Linked DNA regions of Mus musculus: region 1 is linked to region 2. Evidence: chromatin loops called from intact Hi-C (ENCODE). Cell type or tissue: heart. All regions are shown on one strand.

Region 1 (8,000 bases), 130 kb after region 2:
TTCGTACTCATCTTTCTCTGCCATCTGGTTTCGGTCAAGCCAGTTGATCACCTCCTGACACTTGTCGAGGATCTTGTTTTTGTCCTGCTCGCTAATCTTGCCCCTCAGTTTCTCGTCTTCCACGGTCTGCTTGATGTTGTAGGTATAGGACTCCACCGCATTTTTGGCTGCCACGCGATCGCGATTTGCTTCATCTTCCGATTTGTACCGCTCCGCCTCCTGCACCATCCGGTCAATGTCGTCTTTGCTCAGCCGACCCTTGTCGTTGGTTATGGTGATTTTATTTTCTTTACCGGTGCTCTTGTCGGCAGCAGTGACGTTAAGGATGCCGTTGGCATCGATGTCAAAGGTGACCTCGATCTGGGGGACCCCACGGGGTGCTGGGGGGATCCCAGTCAGGTCGAACTTGCCCAAGAGGTTATTGTCCTTGGTCATGGCCCGTTCGCCCTCGTACACTTGCACCAGCACGCTGCTCTGGTTGTCTGAGTAGGTAGTGAAGGTCTGCGTCTGCTTGGTGGGGATCGTGGTGTTTCTCTTGATGAGTGGGGTCATGACACCGCCAGCTGTTTCGATGCCGAGCGACAATGGAGTCACGTCGAGTAACAGCAGATCCTGCACATTTTCCGACTTGTCGCCGATGAGGATAGCCGCCTGCACAGCGGCGCCGTAGGCCACCGCCTCGTCGGGATTAATGCTCTTGTTCAGCTCCTTGCCGTTGAAGAAATCTTGCAGGAGCTTCTGGATCTTAGGGATGCGGGTTGAGCCGCCCACCAGCACTATCTCCTGGATCTGGCCCTTGTCTAGCTTGGCATCGCGCAGCGCCTTTTCCACCGGCTCCAGGGTCCCTCGGAAGAGATCGGCGTTGAGCTCCTCGAAGCGGGCGCGGGTGATGGACGTGTAGAAATCCACGCCCTCGTAGAGCGAGTCGATCTCTATGCTGGCCTGCGTGGACGAGCTCAGGGTGCGCTTAGCGCGCTCGCAGGCGGTGCGCAGCCGGCGCACAGCGCGCTTGTTGGGCCCAATGTCCTTCTTGTGTTTGCGCTTGAACTCCTCCGCCAGGTGGCTGACCATACGGTTGTCGAAGTCTTCGCCACCCAGGTGGGTATCGCCGGCCGTGGACTTCACCTCAAAGATGCCATCCTCGATGGTCAGGATGGACACATCGAAGGTGCCCCCGCCCAGGTCAAAGATGAGCACGTTCTTCTCGCCGCCCGCACAGCCCTTCTTATCCAGGCCGTAGGCGATGGCCGCTGCTGTGGGCTCATTGATGATGCGCAACACGTTGAGGCCGGTGATGGTGCCCGCATCCTTGGTGGCCTGGCGCTGCGAGTCGTTGAAATAGGCAGGAACAGTGATGACTGCGCTCTGCACCTTGCCCCCCAGGTAGGCTTCGGCGATCTCCTTCATCTTAGTGAGGACCATGGAAGAAATCTCCTCAGGGAAGAAGGTCTTCATCTCCCCTTTATATTCCACCTGCACTTTGGGCTTCCCACCTTCGCTCACCACTCGGAACGGCCAGTGCTTCATATCGGACTGCACTGTGGCGTCCTCGAACTTCCGTCCGATCAGCCGCTTGGCGTCGAAGATGGTGTTTGTGGGGTTCATGGCCACTTGGTTCTTGGCGGCGTCGCCGATGAGACGCTCGGTGTCAGTGAAGGCCACGTAGCTGGGGGTGGTGCGGTTACCCTGGTCGTTGGCGATGATCTCCACCTTGCCATGTTGGAATACCCCCACGCACGAGTAAGTGGTGCCCAGGTCGATGCCGATAGCCGGGCCGCGGGCAGACATCCTGACTGAAAAAACAGGCAAAGCAACGTTAGGACGAAAGCGTCAGGAGAGGCAAGCGCAAGCCGGGACCTGAGCCAACGGTCGCTTCTCACAACTCTCCACGAGCGCGACTAGCGTCTCCCGGAGACCTCTACGGGGCTTCTGGTTCTTATAGTCCCCTCCTCCCTGCCTGCTGGAAACTCTCAGAGCCAATCGGTCCCCGGGCCCGCCCGCTCCAACCCGTCCGGCGCTCCCACAGGCTTGCCTGGTCGGAGTGACCAGCCGGTGGTCCAACTGATATCTAGTTGGGTGAGGCGCTTGACGCCAGCCTTGGGCAGGGAGACCAAGGGGCGGCCGTTATGCAAATGAAGCCCCGCCCAGTGCCTCCAGCCGCTTTGGGGGCGTTAAGCTCGCGCCAGGGGAGCCAGTGTGAAAGCCCCCTTTCCCGTTCTCTTTGCCTTTTCTAAAGCGTGATTCGCTAACATCTTTCAGATTGGCGGGGCAGATGCCCAATGAGCAGCGCAGAATCCGAAGCGTGTGGCAGGGAGGCGCGGGGCGGGGCGCGCGGAGGCAGCACGGAAGGGGCGCTGGCCTCCGAAAGGGTTTCTGTACCGTTCGGTGTCGGGTGCCGCCACTGACTCGGCTCCCGGGGCCCGAATTCCTTCTAGGGCGGTTGCATCGAATACAGAACGGCTGGGATCGGTTCTCGCCTTCCCTGCCCCTGCTGTTCCTGTAGCGGGGACTGGGGCTGGGTGAGGGGCGGTTCCAGGGCGGGGACTGCGAAGTTGGGCGGGTACGAGTCAGTACCCCTCCCCCTTCCCAGCGCGTCTCAGAAAGTGCGCGACCGGGGAAGGATGCGGGGTGCTTACCCGGGAGGCGGGTGGCTTCCCGCGCAGCGCGAGCGGCTACGGCTCGCGAGCCGCCTCCGCCCAACTTTCTCCCTCGGCTTTCCTAGTTTATTTTCTTTCAGGCGCCCTAATGGGCGGTTTTGACTTCTTGGTGGCACTGCGTAATAAGCCAGTGTCACCCCTCTGACTCCCGTCCCCGCACGCGTGATCTTGTTAAGGAATTAGTCCTTTTGCGCGGAGTTCGGTTGAATGAGAAGAATAGGTTGGCAGCACAGACTTGTGAGAGGAAGTAGATGAAAAAGAGTCTTTGGCACTTGTTTAGCCGGAATCTGAGAATAATTTTGGAAAGTATTCTCTGGAACAAGGGGGTGGGCAGAAGCTGGCTCCTGTAAAAGGACTCCCTACAGGAAAACGGAGACCTGTAATGTAGAACGACCGCCTCGCCTTACGGATGGGAAGCTGAGGACAGTCGTCGCTGTAAAACTTTGACAGGTGCCCAATATGAGATGAAAAGAACAAGGGAAACGGGCCTAAGTCGTGTGATAAGGGGGTAAGCCAGTCCGGTGACAACAGAGGGCAGGGAGGGGCACACAGAGCCTGAGGGGAAAACATCAAAGCATCCCTGAGGAGGTGACATGCCTAACTCCTGCAAAGGAGAGTAAGAAAAGCATTCTTTATCGAGGTTGAGGTGGTGGAATGTGGGCGACGAGGAGGGCAGAAGAGTTCAGAATTGAAGATTAGAATCTGGATATGTTAAGCAACTTTTTGTGCTTTGGGGTGTTTGTTAGTTTGTTTGTTTTTGTCTTCGAAGCTCCAGGAAAGAAGCACCCCTCTGAAACTGGCCAGTAAGTCGTGTGAGACAGTGATGGAGAAGACAGTATGAGAAACATGAAAGTTTTCGTTGTCTAAAAGGTAATGTTGACAGAATTCAATAAAAAACTTTAAAAGAGCTTTTGATTAAAAAAAAAATTATCTGTGTGTGTGTATGCAATGTGGTGCAGAGGCCAGAATTAGAGACCCTAGAGCTAGAGTGACATTTGGTCCTGAGCCACCTGACACAGATGCTGGGAACTGAACCCAGGTCCTTTGGTGAAGCAGTAAGTGTGCTTACCCTCGGAGCCATCTCTCCAGCTCAGAGTTCTACAAAACTTAATCGGGAAAGTTTTAAAGATTCTTTCTATTCCTATATGTAATTTACAGTTTCAAAACCACGTTTGCCATTGGCAACTGCAGTTCTCTATTTTCCATGAAAGAAACTGAAGAAAAACTTGAAATAGGAAAGGATTAAAGAAAATATCAGACCATATGTGATAGTCTGTGCTTATATACCCAGCTCTGGGGAAATTCAGCGAAGAGGAAGAGAGGGGATGGAGCTGAAGGGATGGCTCAGCTAGGAAGGGGACTAACTACTCTTGCAGGGTCCTGGGTTCTGTTCCCAACATGCATATGGCGGTTCACAACCACCATTAACTCCAGTTCTAGGGAATGTCACCACTCTCTGACGTCCTTGGGCTTTTGTATTCAAGTGCACATAAACTCATAAAGGCACGCACATACATACATACATACATAAGTAAAAAAATAAATAAACCTCAGGCAAGCAGATGGTACACATCCATGTAGACAAAACACCTTTATTATATTATTGTTATTATTATAATATTTTTAAATGAATCTTTAAATATGGAAGGTAGCGGGCTGGAGAGATGTCTCAGCAGTTAAGAAGCTAGCAGCTTGCTCTTATAGAGGGCCTGGGTTCAGTTCTCAGCATCCTAAGATGAGGACTAACAAACATTTGTACCTCCAGTTCAATAGGATCCAACGCCCTCTTCTGGCCTCCAAGGGCACTGCACATGACTCAGGCACTCTCCTTACAATTTAAACAAAACAAGACTGAGAGCTGCCAGGCCCAAAACCGGTTCATACAGAGACCCTTAGAGCTTCATTTCTGAAGTAACTATGTCCTATTGATGAAGCCATTGCAGACAAAACTTGTAATCTTCCACCACATGCATCTTTAACAGTTCACTGAGATGACAGCAGCAGCTATACCTGTGTTTTTAGCTGCATTTTTCTGCTTGCACTTTTCACCTGGTAAAATTACATTTTCACGCTGTACACGGTATCTTGAGCCTTCCCCCAAAAGATACAGTAATAGCACCTTTATGTGACACTTCTTCAGTCACAGAATGTTAGCACATACTGATCTTATATTGACATCTTTTACATTTCCTGTGTTTATGTATAATTATGTTTTAAAACAGGCTTTTTTTTTCTTCTTTTAGATAATTCAGAATTCATTTTAAAAGTTCGGGTGGGTGTGGTGGCATGTTCCTAATCTCAGGACCAGGAGGCAGGAAGATTACTGCATACTGAGTCCAGGTCAGAATGAGCTATAGATTGAAACAGGAAACCCAAAGTAAATTAAAAGTTAAAATCACAGTCCATTATACATTGTTAAATCCGCACTTTTTTTTTAAAACCAGATAATATTGTGTTATCAGTGGTGTAGCAAAAGAGGCAAACCCTTCCGAGACTGCCCATTACTGCAGTATTCCTGGATGATCATGGGGCAGTGTTTTTGTTTTTGCCTTGAAGAGGCCATTCCCTTTATCTGATGCTAACTTGTGTGGGGTTCTTCCTAAGGAGATAATAGAAAAAGCCTGTGCTATCATTTATGGTGGTAACAGTAAATTGGAAATGGCTTAAATATCTAACACAAAAAGCAGTTACATATATGCCATGGTGAATTGTGTGTCTGTATATGTGTGTGTATATATATATACATATATATATACACACATGTTGTGTGTGTACATATATATACACATATATACATCGTGTATATATGTGTGTAAATATATATATTTACAGTATTTTGTGCATATATTTAATATGTGCGTATATATATTTACAGGATTTTTTTTCTTTCCTTTTAGCACTGGCTGTCTCAGAACTCACTATATAGAGCAGGCTGGCCTTGAATTCACAGAGATCTGTCTGCCTCTGTCTCTCAAGTGCTAGGATTAAAGGCATGTACTACCATGCCCAGCTAGTCACAAGATTTTTTTTTTTAAGATTTATTTATTTACTATATGTAAGTACACTGTAGCTGTCTTCAGAACCCCAGAAGAGGGCATCAGATCTCATTAGGGATGGTTGTGAGCCACCATGTGGTTGCTGGGATTTGAACTCAGGACCTTCAGAAGAGCGGTCAGTGTTCTTAACCGCTGAGCCATCTCTCCAGCCCAAGATTTTTAAAACTAATGCTACAGTAGCATTAATATTTGGGAACATTTATCATCATATCTCTTATTTATTTATTTATTTTATTTATTTTTGGTTTTTTGAGACAGGGTTTCTCTGTGTAGCCTTGGCTGTCCTGGAATTCACTCTGTAGACCAGGTGAGTTCGAACTCAGAAATCCACCTACCTCTGCCTCCTTAGTGCTGGGATTAAAGGCGTGCGCCACCACTGCCCGGCTTTTTCTTGTTTTTTTGGATTTTTTTTTTTCCAGAGCTGAGGACCGAACCCAGGGCCTTGCGCTTACTAGGCAAGTGCTCTACCACTGAGCTAAAGCCCCAACCCCTCTTATTTTTTTAAGATTTGTTTTATATATGTGTCTGTGCCCCTGTATGGTATGTATGTGTCTACAGAGTCCAAAGAGGGACTTGGATCACCTGAAGCTGGGGTTACAGGTAGTCGTGAGCTGGTGGAGGTGGATGCAGGACACTGAACTCAGAGCCTCTGGAAAGGGAAAGTCGGCAAGTGTTCTTAATTGCTGAGCCATCTCTCCAGCCCTGAGTACAAGATTTTGATAACACAGGAAATTGCCCTTGATATAATTAAGTGGAAATGAAGATACTCAACTTCTGTATGCTTTTTTTTATTATTATTTGCCAACATACATGCACCTGAATGCATGCCCATGCACTCACACAGTTAGAAGACTGTAAACGTAAACCGTCTTCCCCACCACTCTCCGCCCACTCCTTTAGGACAGGTTGTCTTGCTGAGCCTGATGCTTTTGGTTGTGTATGCTGGAAGCCAGCAAGGCCCAGCAATCGTCCTTTCCTACTGCACACACTTGGAGCTGGAGTTACGGATGTGGGGGGTGCAGCCATCCTGTTATATGTGCGCTGGGATCTTGCTTTATTTATTTATTTTATTTTATTTTATTTTGAGACAGGTTTTTTGTTTGTTTGTTTGTTTGTTTTTTCTGATAGCCCTGGCTGTCCTGGAACTAGTTTTGTAGACCAGGTTGGCCTCAAACTTAGAGATCTGCTCTCCTCTGCCTCCCAAGTGCTGGGATTAAAGACGTGCACCGTCACAGTCCAGCAAACTCTGATACTGTTGATTATGCAGCAACTGTTCTTAAACAATGAACTATTTTGCCATCTCCAACTTTTGTATCTTATTCTATTAGTAGAATAATTCTATGTATATGACAACTATAGCAGAGTTTAGATAGCAGGATTATTAGTAATTGTATTTTTATTATATTTTCATAATTGATTTTTTTTTGAGACAGGGTCTTATGTAGCCCAGGCTAACCTCAAACTCACCATGTGGCTGAAGATGACCTCAAACTCCTGATTCTCTTGCCTTACCCTTCCAGGTGCTAAGATGATAAGCATGAGCCAACATGCCCAGTTGATTCATATAAGGATTGAACACAGGGCTTCGTGCATATTAGACAAGCTCTCTGTCAACTGAGCTACCCTCCCCCAGCCCCTACAATTGAGTTTTAAAATAGCATCTAACATTTGACTGAAACAAAATTCATCAGTCTCATTAGTTACACATAACCAGTGCTGATTCCCAACAGGTAAAACTTCTCGTTATCAGATCATACATGGACTGTTTTCAAAGTATTTTCTAATCCAAAGACTAAATGTCCACAGATGTGTCAAAGAATCAAGAGCTTTAACATACTGTAAACACTCTTCAATCAATCCCTAGTCCCCAGAAGAGTTTCTGGAATGCAGTAGGAATGCCTCGCCTGGTGGCTTTTGATTTTTGGCATGGCGTTGGTGATTGAACCCAAGATTTCATGTACACAAAGCCTGCAAATGCCCCTCCCTCATCTCTAGGCTATATTCCCAGCCCACTCACTGTTTATCACACATTACCCAAAGCACACTATTGCAATCTGAAAACAATTTCACCTTTCCCCTGGGTAAGAAAAAAAATCCTCTCACACATTTCTGTATTAAATGACATTGCAGAGGCAAACAATTGAGACAGGGTCCTATCTGAAAACACCTGTGCTGGAGACCTTGAGCTAATGTGAGACCTGAGGTGATGTGTGCGGTAGTGGACCAGTGCTCGTTGGTAGAAGAGCACAGGGCTGAATTCTCCTGGACCTTCTAATCCCACCCAAGC
Region 2 (8,000 bases):
GCATGGTAGAAGGACCCCCACAAGTTCACCTCCACATTTTTAATTCATTCTGGTCCCTGGTGGATGAGCCTTTATTTAAAGTCTTTGCAGTATACCTCGGAACCTCTGTCAGACTCTCCCTGATCAGCTTGCTCACTGTGTACCCTCTCCCCTTGTACCCTCTCCCCTCGCTCCCTCAGTCCTTAATCTCAATATGTCCTCCACCTAGTAAACCAAATTCACTCGGAGGATGAAGGTGAAGAGGGGTGGACAGCTTCAGAACAGTGAGGCCAAGCAAAGAGGCTAGACACAGGTGTGATTCACCAACTGACTGGAAGCAGGGGAATTCCAAAGCCAGGCAGGCCAGGGCTGCCCTAGGTCACCCTGTCTATCTGAGGGACAGTGGCCAGCACACATCTGGGAGTCCTGAATCCTCAACCAGCTACAATCCAGGGTAGCATGGAGAGGCTCACTCACTACCAGACAGACAGAAGCCTTCTAGCGGCCCTCCTTTTGAATTCCCTGCTCCTTCCCAATACTTCAAAAATGCCTCTCACCCAGAGTCCTGGCTAGCACTTGGCAGGACATATCTATCCCCTGCCGCCTCTGGAGAAAGAATTCACTGTGGCGCGCAGCTCTGTGGGGCTTGGTAAGCGCTGTAGATGCTCTATCTCTTTGTTCACTCTCACAAGGCCACACCACATGCAGTAGGCCCGGATGACTAGCTCCACTCTTCCAGGTAAGAAATAGACATGAAGGAGTCAACAAATGGCTGCAGGGCTAGGAAGTTGTCAAGTCGAGATTTAAACCTAGGGCTGTGCAACTCCAAACCCTGCTCCTAAAATCACATCAGAATGCTGACCTGGGTCTCAAGGGATCCAGAGCTCAAAGAAAATATCTCATGATCAACACCAAAGTCCCTTCCTTAGGGGACAGCTGTCACCTCCTCCCGTCCTCAACCATTCATATTGACCTTCTCTGGCATGCCTTCCTGATAACTTTAAACTCGCTTTCAATGACCTGTCTTGTTTTCCGTCCACTTCCCCCAGTAGAATTCCACTCTGCCAGGTCAACAATTGCTAAAAAAAAAAAAAAAAACTATATTTCAGTCACTGCCGTGTTCCCTGGTGCCCTGTATTCATACATAGACGCTGCTAGATAAAAATGGATGAATAAATAAAATAGATCTAAGATGCATGGATGTAGGAAGGAGGAGGGAAAGAGGACAACAGAGATGGTATGTACCCGGCAGTACTGGAGGCCTCGGGATGAGCCTCCCGGGTCTGTCGGACCTGGGGGCTCCAGAAGAGCTTTCCTTCAGTCTGTAGTAATGCCAAGCCCTGTCCTGGGGAAGGAGGGTAATGAGTAGGGAGGGCTTCTGTACTTTAACAAAGGCCTCTGGACATGCAGCTGGCCAGAGAGGCGGGACAGAGCAGTGGCCTGGGCCGGAGAACAGCCCGGGATGGCTGGACTGAAGTCAGCCCTCAGTGCAGCTGCAAAGACAACACCTCCCATCACCATGGTCCTCCCCACCCACAACACAACAGAGAGCAGCTTCACAGTTAACCCTCCAGGGCAAGTCACGGCTTGTGGCACCCTCCAGTCTCAGGACCAGAACCTGTACAGGGTGGTGAGTGGGGTGGGAATAGCAAGCCCTACATCTGGGACCAGCACCTTCCTCCCTTCCCTCCGGGTCTGGCCATCGCTCAGGCCGTGGCCTTTGGCCTGTTCTAAGCATAAACACGGTGACCCTGAGATAGCAGCGGGTTTGGTAAAGTCAATATTTACTCTGGGACTATGATATTACAAGCCAGAGAGAGTGTAAACTGCCACAATTGGCTCCTGGTGTCCACCATCTCCTGTGTCACACATGGGGTATAACCAGCAAACATGTAAGGGCTCCTTGTAGCCACTACACAGCTATTTTTTTTTTTTGATAGGAGTTTATGGACTACTTCTCATACACCCTTCTCCCCTTTATTGTTACCACATCCCCTATAAAGAAAAAAGGCTGCTCTGTATGGAAACTGAGTCAGAAAAGATAAGTGAGTGAGGAGAGGGTGAGATCTGGCTTCAGGCCAATCATGTAAGAAAAAAAGCCTCAGACCCGATCAGTCTCTGATGTGACGCAATACAGCCAGCATTAAACCTCTAGCAAAAATCCTGTCGGACTCTCAGCCCAGTGGTCTTCCCACTCTCCTAGTCGGGCCACCTCTGATAAAAAGTCAATAGAAAAGCCCCAAGGCCACTCTAAAACAGACTACCACCCTTATCAGCCCAGACTAAGTGAAGGGGTGAAAGCGGATTTCCAGCACCAGCGGGAAAGTCCAGAGAGTGCGGCCAGCAGAGGCAAGCAGGCATTTAGTAGTCTGTCTACATGAGAGATGGGGTCTGTGAGCCATCCAGTGAGCCCAGAACCATAAGGAATAACAGCAGCGCCACAGTTGGCTTTCTGGTATTTAGTCCCTAGGTTTTATGCTGAGCATCTATAACACAAGATTCCAGTTTAGCAGAGGGACTGGGGAAGGCCAGGCACAGCAGGGAACATCGCCTCTCCCTCTCAGGCTGTCATTTTACTCCACACTAATTATTTCTGAAGGGTTCATTGTGACTGGAATGCACTCTTGAACAAGCACAGTTTGGAAGACTGGGAACCCTAAGACTAGGGTTCTCTGTAAGGTGCTCTAGTACTGATCGGTTGCTGGGAGGGTTAACAATCTTAACAGCCCTTAATCTACCAAGAGTTTAGCGACTCTAGACGATATACTCTCACCCAACTTTTAGCACCACCTCGCAGCGCCGCTTTCTCCACCCTCCAACCATCATGCGGCTTGTTCCGGTTTTTTTTTCCCCCCTTTGTTTTCAAAAGTAGCCGCAGAATAAATCGTTACCACCAAAGGAGCATCTTGAACGACTGAAGCTTGAAGCTTCCCAAATCAAAGGTCTGAGAGAAGGGTGTGAATAACCAAACCAGTTGAAGGGAGTGAAGGAGAGGCTGTTAGGGGCAGCATCAAGGGGCTCTAGATTTGCAGCTCCTGGACACTTGGCTTCTGACACCCACTCTAATCCTCCTGGACATGCAGCTGAGATTCCCAGAAGCACGGTGTGGCACCAACCCAGAACAGACTGAGTGCCTGCGCACTCCTGGGCTGGCGGGACCAGAGGCGAGTCCTTCTAGAAGAGCCCACAGTCTCAGGCAAGCACTAGCCCACGGGCGTCAGGGCACACAAGGAAGGGGTGGCGGGAATGTCGAGAGCTGCCCGGATTTCAAACTCTGCAAAGCCTATGCTGCTTTGGTTTCCGGGGTGGGGATAAAAAGTGACTCCCCTTACGACCTTCCCGCGACCCAACCTCCTCCGAGTGTGTCCGAGGCAGCTCGGGGCCAGGTCCTCATCCCACAGAGGGCTAGCCTGGGGTCTCCGCAGAGCGCTGCCACTCAGCCAATCGAGCATGGGCAAAGAGAGAAAGGCAAACCTAGGGACACTCACCAAGCGGTGGCCGCCCCGCCGGCTCGCGACGCGCCAGGCGCGCGGGGCTGCCCAGGTGGCGCCGCGAAGCGGGCTCGAGTTTGAAAGTCGCTCTCGGAAGCGGCAGAGGCCGCCGGCCGCTCCCGCCCACGGCTGGCCGCCCCGCGGTCCCAGCCTCTGCTCGCTGCGAGCACCAGACGCCGGGGGACCCCCGAAATGCGCACGGTTCCCCAGCACCGGGCAGGAAGTTGCGGCCGGAGTCCAGGCTGCGGCGGGAGGGAGGGAGGGAGAGAGAGAGGGAGAGGGAGGGAGCCAGGGAGGGGCGGACCAGGAATGTTTCCAGTGGGTGGAGACTGCGCTCGCGGCTGCGATCCAGCAATTGGCGGCTCTGGGGGGCCCGGGGGAACCTTCGCGGCGGTGCGAGCGAGCTGTGGCTCCCGCTGTAGACAGCGGCCGCCGTGGCTAATGATTAACGCGCGTGGCCCGCCGTGTGGGTCCCGCTGGCCGCCTCCCCTTGCCACCTGGAACTCTGGGATCCCAAGGCGCACGTGGTGGGGTTACTCTAGTGCCACCGCCCTGATATCACGCCGAGAGGGCAACGAAAGCCTCCAGACCAGGTTCCGACCAGAGAGGACTCGGAGCCCAGCCACCTAGACTTTCCCAGGAGAAGCGCAGGTCTAGGTGGCAAGGGCGTCCTGGTCCTACTGGAGCAGGTCACCACGACCGCTGAGTCAGAAAGGCACGTCTCGAATTCCTCGCCGAAACTAGGTTTCGGTGGCTCTTTACAGTTGTAAAATCTTACCTTCTGAGGAGAAAGAGATAAGAAGCGCATAACTTGGGGCGGGGCGGGGCGCGGCGCTCAGTGGGACTGTTAATGAGAAAAACTGATCGAGGAACCTGAATGTCAGTGGACCCCATTTTGAGTGCGATCTATCAACAAAAGGCATGTACCGGGAAATTAGGGGATGGGAAAATTGGGGGATGATTAGCACAAGCACATAGAATACAAACCAGTTAGATTTTGAGCAAGAACATAAATCTTTTGTGTGGTTTTTGTTTTTGAAGCAGGATTTCAATTATCTGAGACTGGCAGAGGGTAATCTTGAGAGTAATGGTTCTCCACCCTCTATCTCCGGAGTGCTGGGATTACTGGTGTGCACCACCACGCCCTAATTATTGTTTTTATTTTATTTTTTGATTTGAAACAGGCCCACACTTTGTAGCCCAAGCTAGCCCAGAACTCTTGAGTGATCCCCCAGAGTGCTAGAATTATAGGTGTGCGCTACTACACCTCACTAAGAATAAATCTTTCATTGGTAAAGATCTTAGGGGAGGTAGCATTAGATGCTGTCCCCAGTACGCACCATGAAGAGGGGTAGGAGATGGGAGCCCAGTGTGAGATCACAGAAGAAGTAGGACTCCTGCGTTAAACGATGGCACCAGGTTCTTGGAACAGGAATGGAGAATCGACCCCAGTAACTCAGCATTTAGACCGCCAAGTGTAGACAAGTGAAAATCCTAAATAGCTTATAAAATCCCCTCCTCCACCACTGCCCTCAAAAAAAAAAAAAAAAAAAGCTGCCCCAGGGAAAAGCAAGCACCTAGTGATTTACGGGGAGGGGCGGGGCAGAGAGAGAGGAAATGGCTTTCAGGTGACTTTGAAACGGGATCCCTGGGAAGAGTAAAGATTAAAGTAGTCCTTGCTCCTGACTGCGGGAGGGCCAGAAAGTAAGGCTCACGTTACTTAGTCCACAGGTTAGGCTTGAAGAGCGGCAGACTAGAGGACAGCACTGGTGAGAAACAAGATTACCCGGGAACGGGGGAGAGAGATAAAACTACGGGGTGGGATGGGAAAGGGAGAAGCCCCACTCCTTCCCACCTCGAACTTTCTGGGTTTCTGGTTTCTTCTCTAATCTGTTAAATCTTACCAGTCCTTTCCTACTAATCTTAAACTCCCAACTTCCAAAGACGTCCCCCAGCCCCAATCCAGAGATTTAAAACTTTTGAATGTATGACTGGCTCCTTAGCTAGAAAAGAAAAATAAAATGTTGATGATAGTAATGGTTAGGGAATGGTGCTACCAAGTGCACTGCACTTTATAATCACTAAGGCAGGAATACACTTACTCCCATTTTGCAGGAAGAATACTGAGGCTCTAAGGATGGAGCAGTCTGGCCAAGATCAATTGCATCAAGGGGCGTAGTCTGAGGGGGCGACACTGGAGTGCTTACTGTGTTAACCTTTGAGCATTTTACAAGAACAATTGCGGTTACAGGAGAAACTGAGGCTTGGTCATACTGCTAGTGGGTGGTAGAGCTGGGAGTTTCTACCCACAGGGAAAACTGCATTTAGCCAGCCAGCTCTTTCTCCACTTCCTTCTAGACACTTGTTAGTCCATTCTGAACTTGATTCTAAAGCCTCGAGTTGTTTCTAATTGCTTTAATTTATATGCCCATTTCCTGAAAAGATTGTAATCTTACTATGCAGAACTTGTAAGAAGCATTCAATAAGGCCATGCTGGAGCCAGATGAAACAAGCAAGATTTTATAAAAAATCAGTTTCCTACCTCCAAGCCTCCAAGAGTCAGTGTCAGGACCAGGGTCTCAAGCCGAGCCGCAGCCCCCTTCTCAGCGTTGAGCCTTTCTGCCTTCCCACCAGCTCTTGCTTCAGCGAGCGGCCTCGCCCTGCTATTAAATCATTTATTATTATAATAACACCTTGAGTCTCAGTAATGCCTTTAATCTGAGGTCTCAGGGTGTCTAACAAATACAAATTAATTCATCATCTCAGCCCCTCCACTTGGAAGGGAGAATGGAGGTGTTCTCCCTAGTTTATGGATGAGAAAACCAAACAACCAGAGTCAAGATGACTCACAGGGAACCAATGCAGTTTCTCATCCCTTGCCTCTGACCGCCTGCTACCAAGCCTCGCATGAAAGCTTCAAATCCCAGACGCCAAGGCCATTGAGTTTTCACAATTGTCATTTCTGCTGCTCCACTGTGAACATCAGGAAAGGGAGGGATGTAAACACAGGCAAGAGATCCCCTGGGGCTGTGATCCCGGGCTGTGAGGAGGGGCCATGGCTTGCTGCTGCTGACAGAACTTCATCCCCAAACATGGAAGAAATCCTTCTCAAAGGTGACCCTACTACACTCAGAAATCTGTGCTTTCAGGGTTGCAAGTTGCGTTTTAGCAGAGCCTAGCGTGGACAGGGCTCTGAGTTTGAAGCCCAGCACCACAGAAAACAAGAAAAAGTGTGTCACATACAACAAAAGGGGGGAAAAAGATGATAAACTTCACAGTATCAAACTTTTCTGTATTAGAAGAGTGAAGGTCTAGGGGTTGCAAGCCCGGTGGCAGATTGCTTCAGTTACATGTATGAGGTTCTGTGACTAGGACTGAAAATAAAATTGCCAGGCATTTGATCCTGGCTTTCAGGGCCACATAGAGACTCCAGCCTGGAATATAGAGTGAGACTTTGTCTTAAAAAAAAAGAAAGAGGCCAGGCATGGTGATGTATACATACATTTAATGCCAGCACTTGGGAGGCAGAAGCAGGCTGATCTCTTAAGGTCAAGGCCAGCCTGGTCTACATAGTGAGTTCTAGGACAGCCAGGACTGCATAGTAAGACCCTGGGGGGCTGGAGGTGGGGAAGATGGGGGGCGGGGGAAGAATGGGAGAAATGTAACACACACACACACACACACAACCCTACCATTCAATAAAAAGACAACCTATTTTTAAATGTGTAAAGGGTCTGAATAGACATCTCTCCAAAAAGCTATATAAATGGGCACCAAACACAAACCCACAACTTTATCAGAGGATATGCAAAGAAAAACCAACAGTGAAGGCTGCTGCATATGACAGTGTTCCTAAGGACTGGGAGAAACTACAACCCTCTCTCTCACACAGCTGCTGTCCCTGCTTTGCAGAACAGTCTGGCCGTTCTTCAAAGATTAAACATAGATTCGCTTTATGACCCACAATTCCAGTCCCAGGAATGTACCTAGGAGACATGAGAACACCTGTCCACACACAACTGTGAACATAAATGCTCAAACAGCATTATTTGTAGCAGACCCACAATAGAAACTCAAATAGCCATCGACTGCTGGTGGTAAAGAGAAGGTCACGTGGAATACAGTAGAATGACGTCCCGAATCACAGGTGAGCTTGAAAGCATATTGCCGAGAAATCAGTCACAAAGAACCAAATATTGTATAAACTGCACAGAATCGGGTTGGAGGAATGAGGAATTGCTGCTAACAAGTTCAGGACTCTGAAATACTGTGACAATTGCACTAGTTATTCTTAACTGCTGAGTTGGGGTTTTGTGTTGGAAATTATACCCATGCTAAACATGGGTTCTCGCACTGAGTTACACAATAGCCAGAATTGTACATTTTAACTACAATTTAAACAGATGGGTCAGGCTGGGTTTTGGGAGCGTGGGGGAAGGGAGTGTTCTGTTCTTACTGTCGTTTGTTTGTGCTAGGACTTGAACTCATAGACTCATGCACGCTAGGCAAGTGTTCTTCTACTGAGCTACA

What was found. A loop is a pair of places that touch in the nucleus more often than their neighbours do. Peaks named below come from ENCODE experiments on the same cell type or tissue, not always from the same donor. Only the 100,000 strongest peaks of a DNase experiment are listed, where the experiment ranks them.
Region 1: it touches region 2 in a loop (2.4-fold over the local background); 2 of 42 quality-filtered maps call a loop at or near these places.

What each region holds. Positions count from the first base shown.
Region 1 is chr12:76,398,322-76,406,321 of GRCm38, reverse strand. It overlaps Hspa2 (heat shock protein 2), which reads right to left and starts at 2,146. Exons shown (of 2, transcript NM_001002012.1): 1 at 2,033-2,146; 2 at 1-1,793. The coding sequence starts at 1,788. It overlaps 4930426I24Rik (RIKEN cDNA 4930426I24 gene), which reads left to right and starts at 2,328. Exons shown (of 4, transcript NR_166810.1): 1 at 2,328-3,165; 2 at 3,427-3,527. In heart, CTCF peaks have their summits at 1,048 and 4,461 (motif pointing left); DNase peaks (open chromatin) are centred at 941, 1,271, 2,131, 3,071 and 1 weaker place; H3K4me3 peaks cover 3,441 bases; H3K27ac peaks cover 3,152 bases; H3K27me3 peaks cover 1,383 bases.
Region 2 is chr12:76,529,286-76,537,285 of GRCm38, reverse strand. It overlaps Plekhg3 (pleckstrin homology domain containing, family G (with RhoGef domain) member 3), which reads right to left and starts at 3,726. Exons shown (of 19, transcript NM_153804.4): 1 at 3,468-3,726. It overlaps Mir5135 (microRNA 5135), which reads left to right and starts at 4,074; the gene lies at 4,074-4,152. In heart, no CTCF peak of the experiment used is centred here; DNase peaks (open chromatin) are centred at 1,465, 2,255, 3,295, 3,785 and 2 weaker places; H3K4me3 peaks cover 4,208 bases; H3K27ac peaks cover 3,821 bases; H3K27me3 peaks cover 1,551 bases.